Regions from separate parts of the Homo sapiens genome. Here region 1 is linked to region 2. A link is a loop called in an ENCODE intact Hi-C map of the cell type or tissue named here. Cell type or tissue: mammary epithelial cell. All regions are shown on one strand.

What was found. A loop is a pair of places that touch in the nucleus more often than their neighbours do. Peaks named below come from ENCODE experiments on the same cell type or tissue, not always from the same donor. Only the 100,000 strongest peaks of a DNase experiment are listed, where the experiment ranks them.
Region 1: a loop joins it to region 2, with 18 times the contacts of the local background. A loop is called at or near these places in 1 of 110 quality-filtered maps.

What each region holds. Positions count from the first base shown.
Region 1 is chr3:84,073,390-84,077,389 of GRCh38, reverse strand. No RefSeq gene overlaps it. Among named protein-coding and RNA genes, the nearest start is that of LINC00971, 790 kb to the left of the region's middle. In mammary epithelial cell, no CTCF peak of the experiment used is centred here; a DNase peak (open chromatin) is centred at 2,399.
Region 2 is chr3:84,134,785-84,138,784 of GRCh38, reverse strand. No RefSeq gene overlaps it. Among named protein-coding and RNA genes, the nearest start is that of LINC00971, 730 kb to the left of the region's middle. In mammary epithelial cell, a CTCF peak has its summit at 2,151; no DNase peak of the experiment used is centred here.

The DNA.
Region 1 (4,000 bases), 61 kb after region 2:
ACTTTTAGGTGCAATCAATCTTTTCTGTAATTCTCTTCAAGTTAAACATTGATTTCTATAGCCTTTTCTAGTAGACAATGAATTTTAAATGTGTGCCAGTAGTAGTTGGCAAAGAGTTATATGAAATGGATGGATGCTTTTCTCATTTTTTACCTGTACTCTCTCATTATCCCTTTCTGAAAGCTATATTGCTCCCCCCCCAAAAAAGGGCTCTAGTTCTTAAGTTTTATCATGATTTTTGCATTTCCTCTCTCTTGAGGTTGTGGTGGTAGAGGGCTCTGTAACCATGTACATGTTGAGTGATTTAAAATTAAATGACCCTCTAAGAAAGATTGCAGGCATTCTCTATGTTGCTCCGAGTATCGAGGTCTAAGGTAAGGATTTGAATCCCAAATTGTCAGTGTTCCATAATGTCATGAACTATTAACATTAGAATGGTTTAGAAGGGTAATCTATTCCTGATTCCCTTATTTTATCTGAAAGAAAATAATTCCAAAGTGGCAGCCTTCCCCAAAGTCATAACATCTGTTAGCAATTGAAGGACAGAAACCTAGACCTCCTGAAATGGATATAATCTTTGGCAACTAATTGGATGTGGAATCTTTCATACGTCAAAGGAGTGAGGGTGTAACAATACATCATCCACCTTGATTAATGACCATAATGGAAGGTTTTACTTAACACAACGAATGTAAATGCTACAAGCAGATTTGCTGAATCTTAAAAGCTGTAATTTATTTTAATCTGTAGCTTAGATGTGGTGCAGCCATTATCTTTTTAATCAGTTTACATTACAATACTTGGTTATTTGGATGGACATGAAGAAGAAAACAAATCTAAACTAAATAATATACCCAGAAATAAATAATTATGTTGGAAAAGTGTTTATTTACAGATAAAAGTTAACTCATATATCAGAGAAAAAATATATATGTTTATGCGTATATAATTTATATATGTAATAAAAAATAATTATCCATATATTCATTTGGAAATATGGAAAAATGTAAAGGAGGACTGAAAAATTTAAAAAATTTTGGGATTTTAAAAGGAAAGTAATATTCATTTTAGACAGTTATGAGAGCTCATTAACATTTACAATTAATTAAAACAGCATCCAATTTTTATTAGAAGTTTATTTTCTAAGACCTTTTATAATGACCATCTTAATTTGTCCTCACAATAGCCGTGGGAAATAGTTAAGGGAGATTTTATTTTTTCCATATTACTAATAAAACAACATGGTCAGAATAGTCAAGTGGCTTGTTCAATTTGAATCAGCTGGGTGGAGTGAGGAGAAAAAAAGTGTCTTTTTTCTTTACCCATTTGAGTTTCCAGGTGTGGCCTTGTAAATTAAACTAACAGAGGACAGATAAACAAGCAGAAGTTCACTAATTGGCTTACACATAGGAGCACTCAGAGATGAGTAACTCTAGTGGATGGTTAGAATTGGGGCTTATCTAACATCTTAACAAAAGAAGAATACATTTTTAGAGAAGTGACATGATAAAGGAAAATAATTTTTCAGTTTTCGAAGAAGGTAAATTGTAGAAAGATAACTATGTGGAAGAAATAATGGAAGATAAGGCCTAGTGAGTCAAGTTTGTTATGTAGATTCCTCTGGTGCCTCTCTAGGCTAAGGTCTAGAATTATCTCCAGTGATTAACATCTGCCCTTCCTGATGGAGAGTAGAGGCAGGGAAATCCTCACAAATTTATGTGCGACTTTTAGCTAAAATAAGGAGAGGGCAGAGTCCTGGGATGTGTTTTTCTTAATTGTCTTCAGCTCATAATAGTCTTTATGCCAAAGTGGGATATTTTGGGGTAGCATATTCTGCTACTCTATGGTCATTTAGATCCGTGATCTGCAATCATCTAAAATATAAAATTTCACTCACGTTAAATGCCAAATTCTTTATAAAAACACAATAATTTATACCTCACATTGTATGATTATCTTACCATGAAGATAAAAATAATTATCAATTACCAAAGATAATTATAAAACCTTAATAATTGGTTTATCCATTCCGATTCCTCTATTCCAAATAAAACTTCCTTAAAAATGACTCACTGTTAACCCTGACCAAGTGTATTTTAATAGCCAGCTACTACCTTTAAAATATATCCTAGTAACCTAAGGTCTTCAATAGAATCTGCCATTCAACATAATACATAAAAATAGATCTGACCTCAAAAGCAGGAATTATCAATTTATATTCAGGTCTGATAAGTGCATATCTTAGCAATAGTCATTAACAGGAGGATTTTATTATGATGGAAAATCCCTGCCACATTAACAAATCTGTTCTTAGTCAGACAATGTGGTTACTTTCTAGAATGAATAATGGACTTTGGGTTAGTCTTGTTGTTGTAGTCACAGCATACACAGTGTGAGGGCAGAAAGTCAGTATTCTCATTAAGAGGTGAAAATGTAGCCATGTTCAGTCATTATGCATGAGGGGTCACTGCTTATTAAGACTCATAGCAACCCTTATGATGCTAGTTTTCAACTTATTGACTCATCATAGCCGGACGTTATGGCTTTCTTTCTCTCAAATGAGACCTGATTTTTCTATTTCATTACAGAAATTTCAGATTGGATAGTTGAACTTCTTGGCTTAGTATCAGTACGCTCCTTCTCAGAACTGACATTCCTCAAACCACCTCCTTTTTAATGCTTAAGAACTATAGACATGATGATAGAATGTTCATTGAAAGTGTTAAATTCAGTAAAGTGTATTCATTATGGCACAAAGCTTTAAATTTTTTAAATGACTTCCTAGCAATTGTATTCACCTTGACAATATCTTATGCAAATTCACAACTTTAATATTTACCATTGGGCATTCAGATAGTTTTCTTTTTCAGTTATTAAATTTCCCATCTGATTTAAATTAAAATGTTTATCTAAAATTTAATTTAATCTGTGTCTCCTTCTATTAGTTCAGGCCTATCTGTCAGAATGAAACCACCTTTGCAAAATTATAACTGAGACAGTGAAAGTGCTCTAACTTAACTAACTCTATCTTGCTTCTAACCTCCAAGCTGTCCTTATTCATTCCTGGGTGCAGGCAGAACTACCTTTGGGAGAAACATAGTTTATAGTTTAAACAAAGACAGTAGCAGCCCTTTCCCAAAGCAGACCTACTCTTTGCCTGGGGATTAGATTGCCTTTGCAGACCTAACATTAGCTACAAGATTAAAAATTATGATTTAGGAGTCATGCAGCTGGAGGATACAAGAATCAGACCCTCCTTAAACTGCTCCTAAGATCAGTGCTTGAGATATTTTACAGATCCTCCACCTGATGGATCAGCTGGCACCACCCACATCAATAAACTGGCTCATCTGATCTTGTGGTCCCCTCACCCAGGAACTGATTCAGCTCAAGAACACAATTTCGACTCCCTGTAATTTCATCTTGGACAAATCAGCAGCCCTGGCTCACTGGCTTCCCCCTACCCACCAAATTACCCTTAAAAACCCTGCTCCCTGAATGCTCAGGGAGACTGATTTAAATAATAATAAAACTCTAGTCTCCCACACGGCCAGCTCTGCGTGAGTTACTCTTTATCTATTGCAATTCCCCTGTCTTGATGAATCAGCTCTGTTTAGGCAGCAGGCAAGGTCCTTGGCCAGTTACAAATTTAGGGGCTCATCCAGGATTGTCTTTGTAGCTACCTGCCTGTGGTTCAGTGCCCCCCTTTTAACGATGGATCCAGAGGCCAGCCCAAGTGGCTGACTAGTTTTCTTGGACTGAGGGCTGACTCTGGTACTCTCTCTACTGGTGGGGTGCTGCTTACCCAAAGCTCATGGATTTAATTGCAATGGAGAAATAATCATGAGGAGATATCCCTTAATTGTAGCCCTATCACAGGGTGTCTATCTGTAGCCCCCATGGTTGGGTGTCTATCTGTAGCCCCACGGTAGCCCAGTGGGATGTCTGGATTTGTGAGTATCCTAGGGGCTGCTAACACCTCCTTTCTTTTCCCAGCTGG
Region 2 (4,000 bases):
TCATTTTCTCATTTATCTTCTTTTGCATATAATTGGCCTTTAAAATTTTTCATGGTCATCTTAATATTATCTTTGGAAAATGGTCTTTTTATGTGTTTTGCTCAATTATGGTGTGAGCGTTTGCTATTTCTCCCACCCTTAATATTTCAGTTCTCCATATATTAGGGTTATTAGCCTTTACCTCTGATATACTTTGTAATACTTTTATTCAAAGTGTCATTTGTTTTACCCTTTTATAATGGTTTGTGGCATTTGTTGAAATGCACAGATTTGAGAAATAATTTATGTGGTCAAATGTATCAGTCTTTTACTTAATTGAATTTAGATTTTATTTATTTAGGTTTATAGAAATTTACTCTATTACTTGTATATTTTTAACTTTTATATTTGTATCTCTTATTTAGTTGTATATAATATGTAGTATGATCTACTTTTGTTCTTTCACATAATTTTCCATCAATTTAAATTTTCATTAATTTAAATATTTATCTTTGGTTCATTGGTGTATAATGAAATATGTTTCCATATATATTTTGTATAGTTGAAACTTCATTTGTTTGCCTATTAATGCGCAATACCACACTATTTTGATTAAAAATACTTTATAGTATATTATATATAGTATATTTTTAATGTATGTATATTTTACAACATACCTACTTTAATGTATGCTAATGGCACTTTATAATATCTTGTAGAAATAGACCATTCATTGTTTTTATTTTTCAGTGTTTTTATCTAGTTACTCTTTTATGATATTTTATAAAAGCTTTGGTGTCACCTTTACCTCCACCAAAAAGGTTTGTGGTATGTTTATTAGGATTATTTTAAATTTATACATTAAATGGAAGAAGTAACTGATATCTGTATGAACAAGAAATATTATTTTCTTTCCATTAGTGCAAATGTATTTATGTGTTTTCAGGGTTATTTTAAAGTTTTAAAATTTTTTATGTATAGATTTTGCAAAGTTTTTGTTAAGCTCAGCTCCAAGTACTTTACCTTTCTTTTATATTTAAAGGCATTTTTTATTACTGCACCCTTATCAGATTTATGTATGTTAGAATTATTAATTTTTGTGTATTTTAGTTCATTTTCTGCTAAATTAATTTTATTAATATTAATGAGTTATGCTATTAAAATTGTAAGGGCTTATAGAAATAATAAAAATGTGACAAACGTATAAGAGAACAAAAGGATGAAAATTTACAGACAGATAGATAGATATAAACTCAGTTATCAAGGAAATGATAATATATTTTGGGTACAAAATTGAACCCAAAATAATAATTTTGGAAATAACTGTATCGCTTTATATGCTAAGGGTATTTTTATGTAAGTGTCTCCTATACCCCTCTCATTATATAAATAAAAGTTTGTGTAACATTTTTGGAAAAAACATTTCCCAAATACATATATAAGTAATTAAAAACTTGAAATAAGAGAGAGCTAAGCCACAAAAATATAAAGAAAATAATACAAATGAAATAAATGTAGTAAAATAGAAAAGCCTTTTAAAACTAGAATTATATCAAAGCCAAAATTAGATTTTTGAAAAGAATAAGTAATTAATGTGAATAGAAGACAATAAAAAGAGGGAGGGAGAGAAGTAATAAAATGCAAAATAAACTGACAACAGGGATTCTATATGTCCTAAAAATATATCAAGAATTTAAAAACGATTTTACGTTGTTAAATGAAATATTTTAATAAAATGGATACATTTTATAAAAATACAATTTAGCAAAACTGTAATGAGAAAAAAACAGTAAATATAAACATTGTTTAGTAAAAATATAGTAAAAACTAAAAGGGTACATATATACTGCTGATAAATATGCAGTCAATTCAAATAGAAAATGAACTTTATGTTATTTGAATATCATTTAATAAATAAAATATATAACATAGACATAAATGTGCTGAAGGATTTGCAAGACCTCTACACTGAGGAGTATAACATATGCAAAATTAAAGAAGGCCTAAATAAATGGAAATTCCAGTTTCACAGATTGGAAGACTCAATATTGTAAAAAAGGCAATTAAACATGAATGGATTTAGAGATTCATTGAAATCCCGACCAAATCTTAACAGGGAACTGAGCTTTAAGGAATTTGCAATTTGGCTGCAATCCCAACTAAGTCCCAAATGGGGCAGTAGTTTCTTTATGGAAATTCAAATGTTAATAGTAGTCAAGATAATACTGATGAAAAACAAATCAGAAAGATGTACAGTAATAAATAATGACCATTGGTTCCAAAGATACAACAAAGACATTATTCCATTCACTAGAATAGGCCAATATAGCACAATTGAAATTTACAACATAAATCCATACATGTTTACCGGATTTATAACTAAGTTGATGGTTTTGTTAGTGATATCAGTCTATAATCTTTCACTGAGCTTCATAGTTGAGTCATATCTCTTTCTTCATAGATGATTTCGGGTCCTTTAGTTTCTCCTACTTTTTTCTCTGTTCCTGACCACTCTGTGACTTGCCCGGCTCTATGTGTTCCCCTGCAAGCTTGAACCTTAGCCGGGGCCTTGAACGTAACCAGTCCTGATAAAGGTGTTTAGGCTGTCCTTCCTTCCCTCCTTCCCTTCCCTCAAAACACTGAAAGGAACCTGCCTTATTTTAAGCCAAATTCCTTCAACCCTCATATAAACTCCATAACTTGACCTGTCATTGTGGACATAACTAGGAAAAACAGCTCTTTCTCTCACTGCCCATTGTGAGGACACTCTGCAGGCCCCTCCATACGTAAATTGCCGGGTAACAATGCTTTGGACTGATCATTCTGGCAACTAGTGCTGCTTTCCTTGAAATTCCGACTGACCCCATCTTGGGGTGATTTGGGGCATTCCCCTGTGGAAACTAACCTGCTGCCACTTTTGGGATGACTTCAGCTGGACGGAACAATGTTTTACTTCAATAAAATGTATTTTTTTTCGATGGTGTAAATTATCTCCATATCCTTAATCTTCATTTCTTTCAAAATATTCATTGTTGGTGAGAATCAAATCCACTAGTTAACTGTAAGGAACTTCCCCTTTCATTCTGAAGCTTATAGAAATAAGCTTAAAATGAACAGAGGGCAATTTTTACTTAAGGTAATTGTTGGAGAATAAAATGAGATAACATTGATGAAACTACATGGCACACATCAGGTGCTCAATAAATATTAGATTTCTTTTTTTTTTCACTTTGTTACTCAATTACTAAATAATATATTTTCTATTTTTATTCCTGTCAGCTGCCAGAGTTGAAACACAGTTGCACCACCCTTTATCTGCAATAATGTTTTTCCTTTCCTTCCTTCTCCCTTCCTTCCCTCTTTTCTTCGTCAATTCCTCTCTTCCTCCTTTCCTTCCTTTCTTTCTTCCTTCCCTCCCTTTCTTTCCTTCTTTCTCTTTTCTTTCTTCCTTTTTGGCAAATTGAGAATAGGAATATTTTTGTGGTCTCTTAAGTTTATGTTTAATAACTTAGCTCTCTTTCATATTGTAAGTCATGGTTGTTATAAAACATCTGTGAAAACATTAAAAGTGTACATATTTTTAGTAAGATATTGGTTTACATTAAATTAATATGTTATACTCCAACTTAAGTCACTAGGATATGCTCTGTCTAAAGCATAAAACTGCCAAAAATGATTTTCAGAAACACTGTAACTCCAATAGAAGCCATTTTTTTAAATTCATATATCAAGATTTAGGAAAAGTTAGCTTTTTGTTTTAATGCAATGGTGGTGAAAAGCCATATTAGCAAGATTGTTAAAGGAAATATATTTTGTTAATCAATTCATCTATCACTAAACTCGTGAAAAAAAGTATTTAGTTACATATGCCTCACATACTACCTTCGTTTTCTAGGTTATATTTGTTTTACCTTGTTGTTTTATAACTGGTATTGTTGCAGCTACAGCTGTTTGTTGTTACTACTTTGCTGTTGTTATTGGCTACTGTTCTCTGTTTACTTTTTAAAATAAAAGTTCCTTA